2 separate regions of the Homo sapiens genome follow, and region 2 is linked to region 1. The links are chromatin loops, found by intact Hi-C in ENCODE. Cell type or tissue: IMR-90. All regions are shown on one strand. Each heading gives the region's core, and the rest is flanking DNA. Links, peaks and the distances in the headings are about the cores only. Region 1 overlaps SIK3 (SIK family kinase 3). Region 2 overlaps SIK3 (SIK family kinase 3).

Region 1 (2,818 bases), core at 176-2,675:
TGTCTCAAAAAAAAAAAAAAAAATTGATCGGCCAGGCATGGTAGCTCACACCTGTAATCCCAGCACTTTGGAAGGCTGAGGTGGATGGATCACTTGAGGTCAGGAGTTCGAGACAAGCCTGGACAACATGCCAAACCCATCTCTACTAAAAATACAAAAATTAGCCAGGCATGTTGGAGGGCGCCTGTAATCCCAGCTACTCGGGAAACTGAGGCAAGAGAATCGCTTGAACCCAGGAGGCAGAAGTTGCAGTGAGCCGAGATTGTGCCACTGCACTCCAGCCTGGGCGACACAGCAAGACTATCTCAAAAAAAAAAATTGGTCAATAATTTCAAGAATACATCTGTATTTTAATAAGGCAGCTATGTAAAATATATCAGTTGAATGAAAATGCTCTGGAAAATGTTCTTAACATACTTCCTATAAAGCAAATCCGAGGGAATTTAAACTTATTAGAGGTGCTAACTTCTGCCCCGATACTTCACATGTTTTAAACACTATTGGGAGCTGTGCCCCTGTATCTACTGTAAACATGGTCTAGAACTGAACCACAACTGAAGAAAAGCAAAGCAAAGGAAGGCCGGGCATGAGGGCTCACACCTGTAATCCCAGCACTTTGGGAGGCCAAGGTGGGAGAACTGCTTGACCAGCCTGGGCAACATGCGAAATCCCATCTAAAAATTAGCCAGGTGTGGTGGCACACGCCTGTAGTCCCAGCTACTTGGGTGGCTGAGGCAGGAGGAGCACTTGAGTCCAGGCGGCTGGGGCTGCAGTGAGTCATGATCATGCCACTGCACTCCAGCCTGGGTGACAGAGCAAGACCCTGACTCAAAAAAAAAAAAAAAAAAAAAATTAAACCATGGTAGCATTCAAGGTTCAAAAGAAGCAGCAGCGGTTTGTGGGGGAAAAGGGATCTGTAAACCACTGGGATAAGAACTTTTAAATGTTAGATCTCCCCACCACACTGAAAGTGATGGCTACAAATTACCATATTCCCAAAAAGATGACAGCCAAACTCATATATCCCAGAAGAGAAATAGCTATTTTGGCTATTAGTAGGCACTGGCAGTAGGCTTAACAAGTCACTGAACAAACCATTTATTGTTATTCATCTTGAGCAATATGACCTTTTAGCTCAGCCTACTAAACGTCACAGTGGTCCATAAGGGGAAAGGCTACATGGATGCAAATTCCTCAATGCAATTTACCCTATAAGCAGCATGCGTTTCCAGATTCTTCATCCTACTTCACTTCGCTCCCCTCTGGGTCATAATAGAACTTAGCAGATGTCAGAATTTGCTATGAATAAACTCTGGAGCCCAGATACGAAAGCTCAGCAAAGTATGCATTTGGTGCTGGCAAAAATGGTTGTTTCGTGTACTGATTTGGATTTGCTAACTTAGAATATCTACGGTTTCAAAAACGTGGCTAAGATTGATTGTTGAGTTTTTTTATAAGTTGGAAAAAAAGCAACACACACACACACCACAGACACCCCAAGACAGGCCTACAAGTCTTCTGAGATCATCCTTCTCTCCATACCAACAAAATACCAAGGCCATTACGCAATTTGTGGTTTCTTCTCATAACTGAAGAAATTAATAGCTTTTGGATACAAAACTTAGATAGCTTTACCCTGAGATATTTTCCTAGCCTTGGATCTCTGTGTATAGAGTCCAGAAGCACCAGTTACCGCACTCCCAAATAGGGACCTACAAAAGGTTCTTTCAGTCACTGGCAAACTTTCTTCATAGCGAAACTTCAAAAATGTCTTTTGGAAAAGTTTTCTATGTGTGAAAAGAGTCTGCAGCAAATCCCTGTTATATAATGGTTTATATTACCAAGCTAGTGGTATTCATCTATTTTGTGTTTTATCTCATGTTTATTGGTAGTTGTTTTCCTAATGTTAAAATCAAAGTGTTAGGCAACATAGCAAGACAGACAATAGGGCATGGAGAATTCATTTAGCCTAATGAGATGTTACCAAGTTTAAAGAGTCAAACCTAGAAGAGGGAACTGTGCAGCTCCAATTATAAGTGATCTGACATACACAGATTTGGGAGGCAAAGTTACATTCTCTATGATGCTGGCTGTGGGTTTGTCAAAAAAACAAAAAAAGTTACATTCTCCAGTTTTAGGCAATGCAAGTCTAATCTACAGCACAGTTATGAGGTTTCCCATCTGAATAACAAGAATATTTATATAAATTCATTACAGCCTAGAAATTAGTTAATCTTACTAGTTGAGTTTGCGCTTGTAAATTAGCACTATGCTTACTTATCCATCTAGACATCAAAATGCTAGTCAGTGTAGAGGTACAGTATAATTCAATCTGTTTTGGTCTGCTTTATGTCAAACTGTTTTGGCCTCCATTTGTATCTTTGGAAATAACCTTCATGTATGTCAAATAAAAACAAACAAATAAGAAAACTTAAGCTTGCATGTATGATACTAAGAAAACTGGGTTTTTCTTTTTCTAAATTTCAATTTATTTAGGGCAATAATGAACACGAATCAAGAGAAGCCATTGTTTAGGGAAAATAAACACTTTGTAATATAGTCTTCTAGTACAGATTAGAAGTACAACTAATAACTGTTCAATAAATAGAATAATTACAAACAAAAAGGTCCTCATTTTTCCCTACATAGAAATTGAAGAATTTACTGACATGAACCTCAATCCAGTTATTTCAGATGCGGGCTATTGGAAGAAAATCAATTTATAATTTCAGATACCTCTATTAAGGTCACACAACCAGATCTGGGTTTCTACTGGGCTGTGGTAACTCACTTTATTTAGTGAAATGACCCATCAAGG
Region 2 (2,818 bases), core at 293-2,792, 98 kb before region 1:
GTAGTCAATGCCACAGTTTTACACAAACAAAGAAAATACACAACCTTGGAACTTAACCTATGACAGCACTGACTGCAGTAAGATCCGACTCATAAAAAATAAGCATTGAGATTAGCTTCTCTTGACACAATGGCACTAAGAAAAAACTGTCATGTTTTGAAACATTTATTTTCAGTTGCTCGGGGGAAGAAAAATGGAAGTCCCACACTTCAGTAAAATTTCAAAAATGATATTCCAACAGTAAGATATCAGAAAAGAAGGTGGAGAATTATCCATTTAACTATAAATTCCAACCCTAGTGGTTTCTGCAAATTATTGTAATCAGAATATCCTGGAATAGAAATAAAGTTCTTTATATCTCTAAATTCTGTGAGACACTTTCAGTGACTGAACATAGAGGCCATAGGGAGATGGCCTGGAACACTTTCGCAAAGAGATGGAGCCCATAAGAAAAGTTTCTTTAGGAATCAATAAACATGCACTGAGAGGCTTTTCTCTTCAGTTTTACCAAGTTTATCAACCCGAGACAGACCACAAAGAAAAGGTTTTGACCCATGTATATCCATTTATTAGAAAAATGACACCTATTTCTTGAACTTCCTTACTTTCGATCAGTTTTTCTAGGTGGGCATGATGCTGCCAGAATTAAAATTCAGAAATCAGGAAATCCTGGCCTAAAGGGTAGGGATGCCAAGATTTAGCTCTAGCCCAACCCTGAAAAGATCCTGGCTTGCTATACTGTTTTACAGGAGGCTGTCCATCTTGTGGTTTACATTCTAGTATCTTTTGACTCCTAGTATCAGTCATTACAGTTTAAGAAAATTCTGCCTCCAGGTCCAATACAGAGTTCCTGCTACTCGTTTTTCAGTAAGTAATCCCGATGCAGACAAATATATCCATTCTATGACTCTCTTGATTCTTGGACTAACTTACTATGTATTTATTGAGAATGAAAATACAAACACATATGGTTAGATGGTCTCTGAAGCCAGACTGCCTGGGTTCAAATCTCAGCTTTGCCACTTACTAGATGTGCATCTTGGGCATGTTACTTAACCTTATCATGCCTCAGTTTTCTTATTTATCAAATAACCTCTCATACAGTTTACCTCATAAAACAGCTTACCTCAGACAGTTGTTCTGAACATTAAATAAGGTAATGCAACAGTGCCTGGTACATAGAAAGTGGTCAATAAATGTTGACTATTATCCATATCTCTGAAGTCCTTCCACTTGGAATGTCCTTCTTTTATTTTTCTATTTAGGGTTGCCATAAGCCAGGAGACAGCTGGTTTGAAAAGGCTAATAATAAATAGGGCAGTACCACTATTTATCTACTGGTTTTTAGTTATGTTAGGTCATGGGAATGAACACGGCTGGCCTGTTTCACTCTGAAGTAGTTCTTAACCTCTTTTCTGACATCAGCTGTGATTTCTACATTCACTGACATGAAAGCACTACATAGATTTTTCTCTCTGGCGGTGCAGTGTGTCTCAAAAGGTATGAGAAAACTGCTTTGAGGACTCTGAGCCCCTCGGTATATGGAGACTTGGTGGGTGAGCCAATTTAATCCCTTGCCCCATTGGTTCTAAACAAAGTGCTTTTAGCCAAGCAAGATGCTGTGTGGTTCTTGATGAGTAAGCCTATCAGGGCAGAGTTGTTTGCCTCTAAGTAGAAGCTTTTTGGCAGTAGCTGCAGGTTACATTCTCCATCAGAAGCATTATGTAAGCCTGGGTTTTGCGTTCCCAGTAATAAAATGCTCATGCAGTATTACAATTAATTAAGTCACAATGAAGTCTAATCAATAAAGACTCAAAAATATTGTCCACAAGAGATCTCTATGCCTTCACTAACGCTGCAGTTTTTTCACTGTAAATTAATTTTCCTTCAGTTAAATAAACGATCTTAGTATGTCTGCTAGCAGGTGGTACAACAGGGGAATAGGGTAAACTAGGCTTTAAGTATGTTGTTAAAAAAATATATTGAATGAATCTGGTGCTCAAAAAATTTAAGTTATTTGCATCCATCGGTGGAAGGGCAGATCAGAGGAAATATTTGCCAACACATGAAGCCAGGCCAGGTTTCACCTTCCACAACAGCTCAAGAAAACAGCAAGTTTCAACTTTTAATCCTTCTATAATTTAGACTCAGGGTTTTATCAAACTGCTCTTTGGGATGCTCTGAGAAGTTTAATCCAAAAACACTGGCCTGGATCAAACTTATTTTACTTAAGGAATAGGAAGCAAACTCTACAGTAGATCAAAACACCCTTTTACACCTAAAAGTCATTTGACTTGGTCACCTTCACAATAACTCATATAACAAAACTACATAAAACCATGGCTGGGCGTGATGGCTCACGCCTATGATCCCAGCATTTTGGGAGGCAGAGCCAGGCGGATTGCTTGAACCTAGGAGTTCAAGACCAGCCTGGGCAACATGATGAAAATCTTGTCTCTACACTAAAAAAAAAAAAAAAAAAAAAGTATATAAAACCAAGTGGTTTGATGAATAAATAATTTAGATCATGTTAATAATATAATACAAGAGTCTGGCAGGGCACGGTGGCTCACGTCTGTAATCCCAGCACTTTGGGAAGCCGAGGCGGGCAGATCACTTGAGGCCAGGAGTTCAAGACCAGCCTGGCCAACATGACGAGACCCCGTCTCCACTAAAAATACAAAAATTAGCTGGGTGTGGTGGCACGCACCTGTAGTCCCAGCCACCCAGGAGGCTGAGGCAAGAGAATCACTTGAACCCAGGAGGCGGAAGTTGCCGTGAGCTGAGGTCGCACCACTGCACTCCAGCCTGGGCGGCA

The links. A loop is a pair of places that touch in the nucleus more often than their neighbours do. Peaks named below come from ENCODE experiments on the same cell type or tissue, not always from the same donor. Only the 100,000 strongest peaks of a DNase experiment are listed, where the experiment ranks them.
Region 2: it touches region 1 in a loop (2.1-fold over the local background); 2 of 110 quality-filtered maps call a loop at or near these places.

What each region holds. Positions count from the first base shown.
Region 1 is chr11:116,983,221-116,986,038 of GRCh38, forward strand. All of the region lies in intron 1 of SIK3 (SIK family kinase 3), which reads right to left. Among named protein-coding and RNA genes, the nearest start is that of SIK3, 110 kb to the right of the region's middle. In IMR-90, for the core only: no CTCF peak of the experiment used is centred there; DNase peaks (open chromatin) are centred at 1,161 and 1,551; H3K27ac peaks cover 460 bases.
Region 2 is chr11:116,884,782-116,887,599 of GRCh38, forward strand. The region is part of intron 6 of SIK3 (SIK family kinase 3); the gene reads right to left. Among named protein-coding and RNA genes, the nearest start is that of APOA1, 49 kb to the left of the region's middle. In IMR-90, for the core only: no CTCF peak of the experiment used is centred there; a DNase peak (open chromatin) is centred at 1,650.